2 separate regions of the Mus musculus genome follow, and region 1 is linked to region 2. Evidence: chromatin loops called from intact Hi-C (ENCODE). Cell type or tissue: heart. All regions are shown on one strand. Links, peaks and the distances in the headings refer to the core of each region. The heading gives the core; the rest is flanking DNA. Region 1 holds the start of n-TKctt17 (a tRNA gene). Region 2 overlaps Arid4a (AT rich interactive domain 4A (RBP1-like)).

Region 1 (8,334 bases), core at 121-8,120, 100 kb before region 2:
ACACAGCCTGCATGATCTGCCTTAGGTTCTCTGCATGTATGTCCTGGACCTGTAGCTTGGATTTCTTGAGGATCTCCTAACTGTGGGAATGGAGTGTGTGTGTCTCTCTCTGACTCTTCCACCTGCTCTTGAGACCCATTTCTTCTTACTAGGTTGCCTTGCCAGCCTTAAAGTGAGGGTTTGTGCATACTCTTATTGTACCTTGTTGGGATACCCCTGGGAAACCACTTTTCTGAAAGGAGATGGGTGGGGGGATCTTTGGTATGGGGGAGGGCGGTGAGAGGGTGATTGAAGAAGTGGAGAGAAGTGATGCTCGCTCGGGGTGTGTGGGAAGGGTGGACAGAGAGGAAACGAAGGTCAAGATGGAATATGTGAGAGACGTTTTAAAGGGGGATGGCATCAGGAGAGTATCCGTGTGGTAGAATGCCATGGACCACCCCAGTCGGCTATTGGGGTCCCTGGAATGAGGGTCCTTGAAGCTAGGTGGGTAAGGATTTGGTGGTGACAAACAGAAACAAACACAGAGGCAGTTTGAATATGAGTGTATTCTGCAGCTCTCAAGCAGGGGATTTTATACATTAAAAAACCAAACATTACATCTCTTAGAAACTATATCCGGTAAAACAATCACAGATACCAACAAAAATCATTTGGCACAGTAAAGCACAAAAATCGCTGGGCGTGCGCACGCCTTTAATCCCAGCACTCGGGAGGCAGAGGCAGGTGGATTTCTGACTTCGAGGCCACCCTGGTCTACAAAGTGAGTTCCAGGACAGCCAGGGTTATACAGAGAAACCCTGTCTCAAAAAAAAAAAAAAAAAAAAGGCACAAAAATCATACAAGCATTACAACTCTGAAACTATGTATTCAGTGAATCACAAACATCATTATAAACCATCAAAATATAACAATTCTAGTGGGGGCTGTCATCCAAGGCTAGTGGCATATTTTCAGGAGCAGGTTAATAAATCTTTAACGGTCAGTGCTCTTAACCACTGAACTAACTTTCCAGCCCCATGGTCAATTATTATTTAACATCTAGTGCCTGGTTTTTTATAATCTTCAATGTATAAATGTAAACTATTTTAATTCTTTCTAATTACGGCTTTCTTTACCATATACCAAAATCCACCTCCAATGACACACGTGTAACCATATGAAATTTTATTGTTGGGAAAGTTTTTATCATAATAGTTTTGTAAATGATTTAGGAAGTAAAGTGTTGGTTTCCCTTGGGATAAGGTCATGTTAGTGGCCCCATGGTAGGGATGGTTTTCTACCCATTATTCTTGCTTAATATCTTGGCCTAGGCTAGCTACCAGGAACATGTAAATAAGAAAAGGAATAAGAGAAAACAAAACAGATAGATTGCCATGAGAACTACAGCTCAATATTTTTTCTCCGGCAAAGAGTTCCACAACCGGTTCCAAGAAGCCCCCCCCCCCCCCTTTTGAGGTTGTTCGTCTAAGTCTGGAACTTGTCACACAGATCCTACTGGAGGTGGTGTGGCAGCGGAAGTCAGAGGAGAGGTGGATCCACAACAAAGTGATCAAATTTGTGATAGGCCAATGGTTCCGGCATGGCAATTAACTATTAGGTTTGGTAAAATGAAGATGATGGGCTTTTTGCTGACAAGTAAGGGAACAGGAGAAGGACATAAAAGTCTGACAGGAATAGTCCAGAAAACGCAAAATGTAGACCCAGCCCCGGGAAAGTGGTGAGAGATCCAAGCCCCACAGCATTAACGGACTGATGAATGCTTTTGGCTAAATTGTTTTTGCCCCTTTCTCAAAGAGCAAGCTGTCCAACCCCAAACACCCCTCTCTTGCCAAAAGGCCAATTATTAGTTATAGCTTTGTTCTTCTTTTCATCTGCTCATCACAGAAATAAGATGGTTCAACCCACACCTTTTTTCTTTTTGAGTCTAAGCCCAGGCTGGCTTCCACCTCACAACAGGTTACACTTCTGCCACCCAGCCTCTCCTGTGCTACGATTACAGGGTGTGCCACCACACCCCGCTTAGGAGACCAGAGAAGCAGGCGTGCACCTCTGTAAATTCCAGGCCGGCCTGGGCTATGTGGAGTTCCAGGACTACGTAGGCACGCCTCGGAGAGAGGAAGGGTGGGGTGGGGTGGGGATGCTTTCGGTTCGCTTTGGGATAAACAGCAGAATCTCGGCACGCTGAAGGGAAGGACCATCAGTCAGGAAATTCGATCGGTTTAGTGAAGGAGAGGAGGCCGGCCTGGAGGAAGGAGCGGGGGCCCTGAGGGACCTGGCCGCCCAGGAGCCTCTGGCGACAGTCGGTGGGCCGGGTCGCCCCGTTATCAGACGCTAAAGCAGAAGGGAGGGAGGTACTTCTGCTTCTTCCCTCACACATCCGTCAGTTCCAGGCGAGTGAGTCTCAGAGGGCAGCCCAAGGCTCCACGTCCCGAGAACTCGGGAAAGACGATGCTCGGGTGCTCCCCTCCCGCACCCCCAAAAAAGCCCTGCAGCGACCGGAGGGAGGCGGAAGTGAGCAGAGGAACCTCTGCAAATAAGGAAGTTAGTCCTTTCCATGGCTTCCCTCACCTACGTCTGTTTTGACATCCGATCTCTTGGGATTTGGAAAAACAGCCAAAATCAGCGATCACAGTTTTATTAGGAAAAAAAACAAAACAAAACAAAACAAAACAATTGAAACTATGAGAGCTAGCACTCCGAAAGCATTCTTAAGAGAGTAGTAAATTCCTGTTCCTGCTTTAAGCCCGAGCCGTGGGCGTAGGCCTGAGTTTTGGAGTGCGCAAGCGCAGTTTGAGAACTGTGTTTCCTGTAAAGATGATTAACATTGAAAGCGTTTAAATTATCTAAGTTTAGGTTAATTCATCTTAGCTGTGATAGAACTTGCAAATCTTTGACAGTAAATTTGAGTTTTTGAATGCTTTAAAGTACAAAAAGAAACACCGCCCAACGTGGGGCTCGAACCCACGACCCTGGGATTAAGAGTCCCATGCTCTACCGACTGAGCTAGCCGGGCAGATGTGATTTGGCTCCGATTTTATACCTTTTGAGAGTGTTCATCTGCAGTTGCTTCTCAGGTTTGCTTGTTTTTTTGGTCTTTGTTCTGTTCTTTTTTTTTTTTTTTTTTTTTTTTTTCTTTTACTATTTTCTGTTTCTGAAAAGAAAGTATAACCGGTAATCTGATAAAAAGTTGAAAGTATATTCTCTGAATTTGAAGCTAAGAATGCAAACTCTCACAGAAAAAAATTAATAAAATAAAGGGGGGAAAAGGCCCCCAAACAACAAACAAAACAAAAAAAAGGAAGACAGAGTTGTTAAATACTAAGAATAAGTGAGAATACGTCCTTAATTCTCATTATGACAAGCCAAGACGATGGAATATTAGCCTATGAATCCATATATATTTTGAGCTACAGGTGAATTTATCAAGGTAAGGGATTTTGCGCATTTCTGAGATGCATGTGTCTGTTTGGGGATGGCTATTAATCCTATTTTTCGGAATTGCAGGTTAAAGCCTAATTGAAAAACAAAAACGGGTAAACCTAAATTAAGGAATAGCCAAATAGTTTTTTTTTTAAAGATATCATAAACCTGAGATTGACAAACAATTTCCATAACTCTATCCATAAAACATACAAACATATAGGACGAGTCTCCTGGGATGATTTTAAAGTATAAGAGGTGTCTTGAAAGGTTTAGATTCTTTCCAAAGACGTAGTTTATGTAATGGGTATTTTGTCTGCATTTACGTCTGCGTACCAGGAGAGGGCATCGGAGCGGAACGCACGAATCTACAGTTACTGATGGCTTTGAGACGCCATGTTGGTATGAGAAATTGAGTTTAATTGCTGAGCTATATCTCTCTGAACCAATAGTTTAGGCTCTGTAAAGTAGTCCTAGGATCGGGTGTAGTGGCGCATGCCATTGAAAAACCAGCCTTTGGGAGGATCTCTGAGTTCGAGGCCAGCCTAGTTTACAGTTCCACCTCAGCTAAGTCTACACAGAAAGAAAAACCCCTAGTGAACCGAGGACCTAAAGATTTAAAAACGTTAAGCTTCGAGTGCCATAAACACTAACCCTTTCTGCCTTCACAATTCAAACTGGTTTATTAATGGCTATTTAGAACTTGGTAGATAGAATCTGGAGGTACTCTTTATCTTTTGCAAATAATTTATTTATAGGTGGCGTGAGGTAGCTCAGGCCTGTAATTCTAACATTCAAGAGGCAGAGGTAGGAGAATTGCTAGATCTTTTCTTAAAACAAATAATGAGCCAAATATTTAAAGCAGCAGGACGTGGTGGCACTGACATGGTGGCACTGACATGGGCTTTGTTCCCTGTTCTGCTGAGGAAGAAACAAACAGATCTCTAAGAGTTCAAAGCCAGCTGGGTCTACATAGGAAATTTCAGGCCAGTCAGGGTTGCACATTGAGATCCTGTTTCAAAAGAAGAATTATAAAGCCGGGCAGTGGTGGCGGGCTCGCCTTTAATCCTAGCACTTGGGAGGCAGAGGCAGGCAGATTTCTGAGTCCGAGGCCAGCCTGATCTACAGAGTGAGTTCCAGGACAGCCAGGGCTATACAGAGAAACCCTGTCTGGAAAAACAAAAACAAACAAACAAAAAAAAGGTAAAATTATAGTAATAACTACTTTAAAGATAATTGGATGTGTATAAAATATAACAGTACCTATTTTGATAAAGTTATTGAGTATTATAGAACCACTGTTTAAGTGATTTGTTAAAATCATATTACCTACTTTTTGCAAAGCTCTGTTAGTTGCTGGGCCTTGAAAGTTCATCACCCTACAATAAAGAAGTGTAAAGCCTTACCCATTTCACAAGTACTACTTCTAGAAGTCATTTGAAATAACTTTGAAAACAAACAAACAAACAAACCCATTTAAGTCTTGTACGGAATCAAGCAAATGTGCAAAGGACCTCAGCTTTCACCTCAGAGCCTTCCTCTAAGATACAAGGTAAAGCAATAATCCAACTGCCACGGAAGCAGGACGAGACCCCACACTGTCCGGGGATTGATGCAGCCGATACAGAGGCACTCAAGTGCTGTGCACTGCACACAAGCAGTAAATTATGTAGATGTTTAGCTGGATACTTAAAATTTGTAGAAGTTATAGTTCATCTTTGAGGTGAGCCCTCCTGTAAAGATGGCCTTAAATCAGAACCCCCCAGGAAAGAACTACAGCTACAGTGCTTTATTGCTATTGATTTGGGAGTTTGTCATTATTATTTTTATTATTGTTGTTGGTTTTTGAGACAGGGTTGTCCTGTGTAAGAGCCCTGGCTGTCCTAGAACTTGATTTGTAGTCAAGGATCGGCTTGAACTCACAGAGATTCGCCTTCCTCTGCCTCCAATGTACTGGGATTAAAAGGTGTGTGCCACTATTGGCCGGTCTCATGGTCTCATTTGTTTTTGTTTTTGTTTTTGTTTTTGTTTTTGTTTGTGTGTGTTTTTAAGACAAAATTGTGTTATCTAGGCTAGCCTGAAATTCAAGAGATCTTCCTGCCTCGGCCTCCCACATATGAGATTGCAGGCCCATGCCACAACACTAAAATAGTACTAAAGAACTTTAATCAGAATTAGGGAAGTGTTTTCTCCAAGTAAATTCACATCTTTTACTTAGCCATTCGTTCAGGAATAAAGTATAATCACTATTCACAGTGTTTTCTCAGCAGGAAGGAGGAACAACGGAATTTCTGCTCTCCCCTTCCCTTCGGCATCCAGTTACCCAGTAAACCTACAGATCTGAAATCCATTCACACATGTCCTTGTTACTGCTCTAGTCCAAACCATTCTTCATTCCTAATCATCTACAAAGATGCAATAGCGTTCCAGTTATGCCTGCGTTTCCCCATCTATCAGGGAGAAACAAGAGATGGTCTAAAAAGTTAAACCAAACCATGTCAATTAGCTGCTTAAGAAAGGTCTGATAGCTCCACAGTAGAAAACTAATAAGGTGAATGAAATGATGGACTGTCTACATTTAGCAACTATGGGCATAAGGACATGTTCAAATAGCAATCCTCAGACATTAAAATTAATGAGTAAAAAGGTAAAGAATAGCAAGATGTTTACCTACTCCCAACTTATCATCACATAGTTTCCAATTACAATTATAAACGAAAATGCAGAAACAATAGAGAAACTTTAGAGACATTAAAATGATCGTTATTAGTAATAGAATAGATTGTCCACACCATTTACCTCCTGCTACAACACTCTGACATGAATGCAAACTAATGGTGTAGTAGTATTCCCACTGGAAGTGAAGCACTTGACATGAAAAGAAGTCAGAAAAACTAAATTAATGAATATCCGGTTTGTTTGATTGTTTGGTTTTTTTTTTGTTTGTTTGTTTGTTTTTTGAGACAGGATTTCTCTATGTAAGTAGCTATGGCTGTCCTGGAACTTGTTCTGTTGACCAGACTGTCCCAGAACTCAAGAGATGTGCCTGCCTCTGGCTCAGAGTGCTGAAATAAAAGGTATGTGCCAATACAGATTTTTTTAAGATTTATTTTTATTACTTTTAATGTGTGTGTGTGTGTGTGTGTGTGTGTGTGCTGCCTAACCTGGGTGCTGTGACTCAAACACAGGTCCTCCAGAGGAGCAGCCCATGCTTTTAATTGCTGGGGCATCTATCCAGTCTCAGCATTAACATCTCCTAAGAATACAAAGATTGTAAACGCTGAGGTTGATGGCATGGCTCAAGGGTTAAGAGCAAAGAAACTCACAGCCACTTGTAACTCCAGTTCCAGGAGATTCAAAGTCACCCTCTGTTCTCTGTGGTCACCTGTTCTCACGTGCACACTTCCTCCCCTCAAACATGTAAAAATAATAAAAATACTACTACTAAGCAACCCTTTTTCCACACTCGGAGGGAGGCTGAAACACAACGAATGAAATGTGTGCTGTTGGTTTTTCTTTTCTTTTTCCTTTTTTTTCTTATGAAAGACATTACCTAGGCTTGGAGTGATAAACCAGGGTTGTAATTCCATCTTTAGGTAGAGGCTGAAAGATTAGGAGTTCAGTGCCATCTTTGGCCAGCCTAAGATACTTGAGACTGCTTCAACAAAACAACGAACCAAAATAAAGTTGATTGATAGTGGGTTTTTAAAAATGTGTTTTTATTGATGTTTGTTTTGTTTTCTTTTTAGACAGGGCTCTTATATTGCAAGCTGGCCTCCCGTCCCTGCCTTCTGCATCACCCTGCTGGAAAATATTTTCTAGCTATATAAAATAAAAGTCTCCAGATATTTATTTATTTTGTTTTTTTGAGACAGGGTTTTTCTGTATAGCCCTGGCTGTCCTGGAACTCACTTTGTAGACCAGATTGACCTCGAACTCAGAAATCCGCCTGCCTCTGCCTCCCGAGTACTGGGATTAAAGGCGTGTGCCACCACGCTCGGCTCAGATATATTTTTTTAAATAAAAATATTTCTAACGTTGTATTTACAATTGGGATTTAAAATCCACCCACCACTAGGTCAGGTTCCATGCCCACTCCTTTGATTTATCTGTTGCCCTCCCTCCACTTAATACTTAAGATCATAACCTGATAGTTGTTAGAATGAGCCGAGCAACTGGAGTCCCCCAAGCCACCTTAGCCTTTCCTAACGCTAAGTCTCATAATCTTCCTAGTAGGAATGAAGATATTCTAAAGAAGCTCTTGTGCTCCTCTTTTTGATAAGACTCCAAGAAACTGGAACTTCTCCAGGAATTACATGCTGGGTGAAAGAAGGCTGAAGCCTGCCTGGTTCCAGCCAGAGGGACAGCTTTCTCTCACACATAGATTTCACACCACCTTGCAGGAGAGGCTAAAGTTGAAACCATGATGGAAAAGGTATCACACCTTGACCGAGGCTGCTTAGTTATGCACAGCAGTTGAACCAAACGTCATGTTCGGACTCTGATGATGAACTTGGTCGGAGGATGGGGGGGTCAATTGCCTCCTTTTGTTCCTTTTCCTTTTTTTTTTTTTTTTTTTTTTTTTTTTTTGGTGTTTTTGAGACAGGGTTTCTCTGTGTAGTCCTGGCTGTCCTGGAACTCACTTTGTAGACCAGGCTGGCCTCGAACTCAGAAATCCGCCTGCCTCTGCCTCCCGAGTGCTGGGATTAAAGGCATGCGCCACCACGCCCGGCTTTGTTCCTTTTCCTAAGGTGGGTTTTTCCTTCCCCGACTTTTAAGAATTCCTGTCTGTGTGGGCTACAGAGGACAGGTGCCCAAGCCTGTCCTCCTTAGGATTATTAGCTACTTAGGACTATTAGGAACTAGGCTCTGACCTTAGCTCTTCCAATACCAGTTTCAGTTGACACAGTAGCA
Region 2 (8,334 bases), core at 74-8,073:
TACAAAATAGCTTTAGAAAATTCTCCCAGGTAAGGTGGCATTTGAATGAATCTTTTTTTTTTTTTTTTTTTTTTTTTTTTTTTGGTTTTTCGAGACAGGGTTTCTCTGTGTAGCCCTGGCTGTCCTGGAGCTCACTTTGTAGACCAGGCTGGCCTCGAACTCAGAAATCCACCTGCCTCTGCCTCCCGAGTGCTGGGATTAAAGGCGTGCACCACCACGCCCGGCTTGAATGAATCTTAACGACCATCCTAGGGCATATGTTTTTTTAATTTTTTGGTTTAAAAGTGATTTGTTTATTGACTCTGCATCTTCATTAACCGTGATTCTTGAATGGCCTTTAAGAAGAATGGGTTTACCTTTGTGTAGTGTACCTTTATGTCATCAACTCCTTGGTAAATGGTCCATGAAATCTCCTCCTCCTCCTCCTCCTCCTCCTCCTCCTCCTCCTCCTCCTCTTCTTCTTCCTCCTCCTCCTCCTCCCCTGACATGTCACCGAGGTAAACTCGGGTTGTCAAGACACAACGTGCTGGATCTTTTCTCAGTTCTTAGTTTGCCCTCCGTTGAGCTATTAGTAGCATTATCAATGTTGTAATTCACTGCAGGGAAGAGACTGAGAGCCGGTGTGACTCGGAAGGGGAGGACGAGGAGGACGACACAGAGCCCTGCCTGACGGGAACCAAAGTGAAGGTCAAGTACGGACGAGGAAAAACTCAGAAAATTTATGAAGCCAGCATCAAAAGCACGGAGATGGACGACGGGGAGATTCTGTACCTAGTGCACTACTACGGATGGAACGTCAGGTGAGCCGTGAAGCTGTGCGCTTACAAGGCACGCCTTGCTCTAAATATTACCAGCGCTTCCACTAGAGGCCAGCAGGATCTGCCCTTGAAACAACTGAGTCTATCACTCTTTTACTGGGAGGCAGACCACAAGACAGGAAGCCATGGGGCTGAGTCTGTGAGCGCTCAGGGCCCCACCTTAGGAACTAGGGCTAGTACAGGGCTCTGGGAACCTTGCAGCACTGTCAAGGAGCGAGGACACAACTCTAGGCTGCACATGCCTCTGTTTCCTTTTGCAGAAGTCAAGCCAGTGTCAAGTACCACAGTAGTTTGGAGTTGGCTTAGTAGTTAAAATCTGTGTTGGTTAGGACTTGGATTTGAGCTTCCGTTGTGTGGTAGGTTTAAGAAAGTCTTTGTTCTGTGCTGATACAGTCAGGAAGCTGATGTGATTCTATGATTGGCTTTCTTAATAAATCTTACCTGGAAGGAGCAACAACTAGATCAAAGTTAATCCTATAATTGGTAAAGAGGCAGAAGTGACTCATGAGTCACGAGAAAAAGGATATTTTGCCATTTCTGTGGCTTGGACAATGTTCCCTGTTCTGTGTTCAGACATGATTAGGAAGTTGTCTTTTTTCCTGTCTTGATCCCCTGTGAGCACGGAGCAGACATGTCTGTACAGTTGGCTGCATTCAAAGGAAGGGCATCTTAGTCAGACCAGCTTAGAACAACACTGAGGCCAGAAACCTTATAATTTCTGGGTAATTTAGTCCTATTTCTAAAATGGGACATCTGTGTGAGAGGAGCCCTGATGTGGCTGTAACACCTGCCTGACACATCACTCAGACCAGGCCAGAGAGGACCATGCTGAGGTCCTCCAGAGAGGTCTGCTCTTTTTTTGGTGTGATGTGTCCTGGGAAATTCAGGAGTAAGATGTTTTCTTCTTTTTAGCCCTAAATCAAGTATGTATCTTTCTTACTGCGTTTAGAAGATTGTATTTAATTATATAGATTTTTTTTTATATCAGCATGTAATCAGGTCTTGTTCTCTCTATTCCCTGTATATTTTATAGTTCCTGGTATATTAGTAGACCCTTAATAAATGTTCAAATTAAGAAATATCGATATATAAGGTATTGTTAGCCCTCTGTTCCAAAGGGCTTAGTTAGCTATTGGGTAATCTGGGAGAAGATGATTTTTAGCTGTAGTATAAGCATCATGGTATCTAGAGCAGCTAAAACCTGTACATACTTGAGCTTTGCACGTCTCCATGGCAACTAGTCTACAGTGTTACTGAATATGAATATCTGTGCACTTGGCATAATGCAAGAAGTATTACTTAGTTCTGCATAGTTTACTCTATTTGATCTGTAAGTTCCAATTGTGAGAACTGAAAACAAAGCACTACAGATAGTTTAGAATTGGGAGTTTACCCACCCCGTCCTCTCTTTGAACCTTGAAGAAGCTCTTTTCTAGTTGTTGCCTTGAGGGTTGAGTGTTTTTGTTTTTTGTTTTGTTTTTTCAAGTTGAGGTTTCTCTGTGTAGCCCTGCCCTGCCCCAAAACTCTCTGTGTAGACCAGATTGGCCTGGAACTCAAAGAGATCTGCCTGCTTCTGCCCCCTAGTAGTGCTGGTATCAAAGGCGTGTGCCATCTCTGCCCAACAGGAACAGACTTTTTCTCTCACTGCTGGGGCGTGTGTGTGTGTGTGTGCGTGTGCGTGTGTGTGTGTGTGTGTGTGCATGTGTGTGAGTGTGAATATATTTCATATAGTGAAAGGTGAAATTTTTTTTCTTTAAGATATGATGAATGGGTAAAAGCTGACAGGATAATCTGGCCCTTGGACAAAGGTGGACCAAAGAAAAAACAAAAGAAGAAAGTTAAGGTATGTCCATACATTTATAACACTTATAGATGTGGGAATTATTCATGTATCTTTTCTGTTAGATTTTGTTTTTTAATAGTTTTACCTTCATAGGAAAAATACAAAGGTACAGGAATTTCCGATGTGCCCTTTGCCCTAAGTGGGTATCGTGTTATGCACTGTCGGCCCCTTACCCTCACAAGAGGGACCCATTTGTTATAGTGGTAAATACCCACAGATTACACTGGGGTAGGTATACATCAGAGGTGTAAGACTTCGCTGGGTCTCTGTGCCTGTAGAGGTTTGGGCAGATGTGTAATGCCATTATTCATCCTTAGAACCACACAGAGGACCTCATCACCCTGGAAACCCACTGTTCTCCTCTTCCCTCCACCTCCACAGTGTCAACCCTGCCTGCTGGCCCACTGTACACTTGGCCACGCCTTCTGTCCGGTTCCTGCTGTAGAGGTCTGCCTAGTGTTTTGTCTGTTTCTGATGCCTTTCATTCCCTCTGCAGGAAATGAGCCAGGGGGAGTGATTCTATTCAAATGAATGGGTTAGAAAACTGTTCTAGATTTTTCTATAAGTGCATACTGGTATTTTACTTTAAATTAACTGACCTTTTTGTTTTGGAATTAATAGATTTTCTTAGAGAAAATGGAATGTTCATTTTTGAAAGGCCTTGGCCTTTCTCATGCATTTTGTTGTTATTACTCAGAATAAAGAAGATAGTGAAAAGGACGAAAAGAGGGATGAAGAGAGGCAGAAGTCCAAACGGGGAAGACCACCTTTAAAATCTACTTTTTCGCCAAACATGCCATACAGTTTATCTAAGACGTCAAACAGTGAAGGAAAATCAGGTACCAGAAATGCCCATGGCAATGTGACAGGCAGCATACCTCTGTCTGGTGAGACAGAAGGGGCTCAGTTCTGAGGGTTGTTGACTTTTAAAACTATATAGATATTATGTACACACACATATGCATCACTGAACAATGGGACACATTCTAAGGGGACTTCATCATGGCACAAATGTCATAGAGGATGATTACTGAACTAAAGGGCTAGTGTCCCTAGGTGACAAGAGCTTACAACAGGGCCTCAGGTATATGCAGCCATCGTGGACCAAAGTATAATTGTGTGGCCCATGAGGGTCACTCAGTGAGAGGCATAGCAGCTTATCTTGGTTTGGAACCTAGCATGATTGAAAGTACAGAGTGTAATTGGCAGCTGACACTTATTTTGTGGTATATTCTAGTTTAAACTCGAGTGATATTAACCCAGGATGCCGTCTGTCAGGAGGATTTTTAGATACAACCAGTTAGCTGTAGGGAAATGAAACAATCCTCGAATCCCAGTGTGTGTTGGGCTCTGCTTCAAACCATGTGATGCACCAATGCCTCCTGTTAGTTGGGCACCGTCAGCCTGTTACCACACGTGGGAGCTGTTGAGAGCACAGGCTACATAGGAGGGCTTGTGGTGAGCACAGCAGAGCAGATTTTACTCCGCTGTAATTGTCCCCGTCACTTTTCCATTCTTTTTTCTATGTAATTTAAGAGATCTTAAATGGTGGTATTAGAAAATTATTCTCCTTGGAGAGAAAACTACTAAAGGATAGGTTTACCATCAGCTGCAGTGTGTACACCATAAAGGGGGTCTTTCCGAATCCTCCTGCCACCTGCTGGTAGCTCACGATCATACAGGAAACCATACAGATGCAAGGTTTCTTGGACGTGTGTGCTGTTTCTCAGGCAGCCTGTGCTGGTGCAGTGTTCAGCCTACACAACCATCCACATCAGAGTCACAGAACTGCCTCACTGAGGAGCGTTTGACGTGAGGAAATGGGATTCTACATTCCACTTTTACTAAAACCACAGAACTTGTATACTTAATGACGTAATCATTCAGGGACGGAGAAGTCAGCTGCACTTCAGTACTCAACACCACATGCTTTCCTGACACCTGTCACTCCAACCCCACAGTATCTGCCTCCTCTTTTGGCCTCCATGGACCCAGTACAGAATATATATGCAGATTCTCCTGTTCATCAGATGGAAACAAATTCTAAACAAAGGAGAGCCAACAAGCAGAAAACATAAAACTTTGTCAAGTATCGTGGTGGTGCACACCATTAATCTCAGTACTTGAGAGGCAGAGGCAGGGGGAATCTCTTGAGTTTCAGGAAGGCCTGGACTCCATGCTGATGCAGGCCAGGCTACACACTGAGAACCCAAAGTTATCTTTAAAAAAATGAACACCTTCAGTGTTTGCCTTTCTAAAATTCTCTAAAGAGGGTGTAAGCAATACAGGGATAGTTTTTACATTGTGTGGTTTTATAGTTTTGGACTGCTGCCTTAGTTTCTGAAAAATTCTCTGACAGAAAGTGAATAATTTGTCTTGCCAGCAGGGGTCTCTTGCCTGTACTAAGACCATTTAAGGTATGGAGAATTCACATTGCTCGTTTTTTTAAGGATTTATTTATTTAATGTATATGAGTACACTGTAGCTGTACAGATGGTTTGAGCCATCATGTGGTTGCTGGGAATTGAACTCAGGACCTCTGCTCACTCGGGTCCCGCTTGCTCCAGCGCCACATTGCTCATTTTAATCCAGACTAATTTTAGGTAGAATGTCATATTCCTCTAGAATGCAAAGTAGTTAATCTTTGTAGTAAGTCAGGTCAAGTCAGTTAACATACTAGCTTTTTATCGTTGTTTGTTTTACTTTTTCTTTGTTTATTTTTTGAGACAGGGTTTCTCTGTGTAGCTCTGGCTGTACTGGAACTCTATATTCCAGGATGACTGGGAGCTCAGAGATCCACTTGCCCATGCCTCTGCCCCCTGAGTGCGGGAATTAAAGGCGTGTGTCACCACGTTGTTTATCCTCACGGTTTTATTTCAGCCCTTCCCCTCACATTTTAGCACAAATCTTTGTTTTACTTCATAGAAAAAAATGTCTCTAGAGATTCAGAAGTATAGAAAGGATCTCGTTTACACTTGGTAGTATTTTACTTATTGCATTGGTATCTCGTGTAATCGTCTGTACAACGTATGTTTCCCTGCAGACTCCTGTTCATCTGATAGTGAGGCAGACGACCAGCTGGAGAAGAGCTCAGGGGGTGAAGATCTTTCTCCTGATGTCAAAGAAGAATTGGAAAAAAATGAAAATGCACATGATGATAAACTAGATGAAGAAAACCCAAAGATTGTACATATATCAAAAGAAAACGACAGGACTCAGGCACAGCCCTCAGACACCCTGACGGTGGAGGCAGGGGACAGCGATCAAATTGTGCATATTTTTGGAGACAAAGTGGACCAAGTAGAAGAATTTAAGAAACAGGTGGAAAAGTCTCCCAAAGGGAAGGGAAGGCGCAGCAAGACAAAAGACCTTTCGTTAGAACTTATAAAGATTTCACCTTTCGGCCAGGAGGAAGCAGGCAGCGAAGCTCATGGGGACGTTCATAGCCTGGAGTTTTCTTCACTAGAATGTAAAAACTTTTCTTCTACTGAAGATGACATCGACCCATATGAGAAAGAAAAAAAGTTGAAACGAAAAATCCTGGGACAGCAATCCCCAGAAAAAAAATTGAGACTTGATAATGGCATGGAAATGACAACTGGAGTGTCCCAAGAGAGGTCTGACGATGGCGCGGGAGCCGAGGGCATGAAAGGCGCACACGTGGAACAGCACTTTGAAACAGAAGGTGAAGGGATGCCATCGCTGACAGCCGAGCCCGACCAGGGCCTTCAAGAACTGACTAGTGAGAAATCGGACAGTCCAGCCGAAGAAGAACCGGTGCACACGCCACTCAAAGAAGAGGAGGATGCGATGCCTCTGATCGGGCCTGAAACCTTGGTTTGCCATGAGGTAGACCTGGATGATTTAGATGAGAAGGATAAGACCAGTATTGAGGATGTGGTAGTAGAAGGCTCTGAGTCTAACTCTCTGGCTTCCGTACCACCTGCCTTACCTCCTGTAGCACAGCATAACTTTTCCGTAGCTTCCCCACTCACTCTCAGCCAAGACGAGTCCCGAAGTATAAAGAGTGAGAGTGACATTACAATTGAAGTTGATAGCATCGCCGAAGAATCACAAGAAGGCCTCTGTGAGAGGGAATCGGCGAACGGGTTTGAAGCCAGTGTTGCCTCTGGTGCCTGTAGTATAATTGCACACGAGCGAGAGAGCAGAGAGAAGGGTAAGACTTGCGGGGGACTGAGCCAGTCAGGGCTTGGCTATGACAGACGTTTACAATTGTCTGTTTAAGAAAATAGTGGGGGGCTAGAGAGATGGCTCAGCGGTTAAGAGCACCGACTGCTCTTCCAAAGGTCCTGAGTTCAAATCCCAGCAACCACATGGTGGCTCACAACCATCTGTAACAAGATCTGACTCCATCTCCTGGAGTGTCTGAAGATAGCTACAGTGTAACTTACATATAATAAATAAATCTTTTTTAAAAAATTTAAAAATTAAAAAAAAAAAAGAAAAGAAAATAGTGGAATGGCATGGACAGGTGTGTAAACGGACCTGTCTGCCTCTGCTTCTGTTTTCAAGCTTTTCCTTTATTTCAGGTCAGAAAAGGCCAAGCGATGGAAATAGTGGATTAATTGCAAAAAAGCAAAAGCGAACCCCAAAGCGGACAAGTGCTGCAGCCAAAACTGAAAAGAACGGAGCAGGTGGGTGTTTGCCAGCGCTCGACTTCCGGTGCTCGGCCTCCGGTGCTCAAGCACCCGTGACCTTGCGGGTGCTTGTTGCTGTCCGTTCCTGCCCAGCACAGACTCGGGACTTGATCATTTGAGCCATTCCAAAAATGCGTGAGGTTTATTATGTTCTGAAAATAATTTCATTCTTTTTAGTGTGTGTGTGTGTGTGTGTGTGTGTGTGTGTGTGTGCGCGCGTGCGAAACATTTGTACTCACGTGCACGTGTGTGTATATGCACATATCTGTGTATGCACATGCCATCAAATGTATGTAGAGGTCAGAGAACAGCCTGTGCAGTCACTTCTCTGTCTGTCTGTATATGATGGGATTAAACTCAGATGTGGAGGCTTGCACTGCAAGAACTCTACCGGCCTCCTCCCCCCACCCCCATCCCACCCCGCCTTCATTTTAATCTAAAGATGCCTATTAGTTTTACTTAGAACTGCAACAGCTAAAATTATCACAAAGCAATTAAATATAAGGCATTTCAGAATCTTCAAGAAAAGAAAAGGTTTGTTGTGGTGTTAAAAGTATGCAAAACATGTGTTTATACTGGGAATGGTCTCTTTTAGTCAGTGTAGTGGCTATTCCTGGTTGTCAACTTGACAATATTTGGAATGAACTACAATCCGGAATTGGAAGGCTCACCAGTGACCCTTATCTGGAGGCTTGGAGATCCTTATCTGGATCTTGGTTTGAAGATCTTGAGCCATATTGGCTATGGATTCCAGAAGATTGAATCTCCGAGTTTAAGGAACACACCTTTAATCTGGGCTACGCCTTTCATCTGGGATTAAAGGTGTGGTGGAACACACCTTTAATCTGGGCTACACCTTCTGCTGGAGACAATATAAGGACATTGGAAGAAGGGAGTCTAGCTCTTGCTCCTGCTCCTTCGCCTGCTTGCTGCGTGAGACTGAGTAACTGCTAGATCCTTGGACTTCCATTCACAGCTGTGACTGAACGATTGTTGGGAATTGAGCTGCCGACTG

What was found. A loop is a pair of places that touch in the nucleus more often than their neighbours do. Peaks named below come from ENCODE experiments on the same cell type or tissue, not always from the same donor. Only the 100,000 strongest peaks of a DNase experiment are listed, where the experiment ranks them.
Region 1: a loop joins it to region 2, with 2.2 times the contacts of the local background. A loop is called at or near these places in 2 of 42 quality-filtered maps.

Annotation. Positions count from the first base shown.
Region 1 is chr12:70,966,180-70,974,513 of GRCm38, forward strand. n-TKctt17 (a tRNA gene) reads right to left here and starts at 3,013; the gene lies at 2,941-3,013. It also overlaps a transcript of Psma3 not described here. In heart, for the core only: CTCF peaks have their summits at 2,510 and 3,750 (motif pointing right); DNase peaks (open chromatin) are centred at 2,172, 2,232, 2,832 and 3,812; H3K4me3 peaks cover 2,765 bases; H3K27ac peaks cover 2,591 bases.
Region 2 is chr12:71,069,232-71,077,565 of GRCm38, forward strand. It overlaps Arid4a (AT rich interactive domain 4A (RBP1-like)), which reads left to right. Exons shown (of 24, transcript NM_001081195.1): 17 at 603-800; 18 at 2,577-2,661; 19 at 3,359-3,500; 20 at 5,705-6,838; 21 at 7,212-7,316. Among named protein-coding and RNA genes, the nearest start is that of Tomm20l, 38 kb to the right of the region's middle. In heart, for the core only: a CTCF peak has its summit at 4,222; no DNase peak of the experiment used is centred there.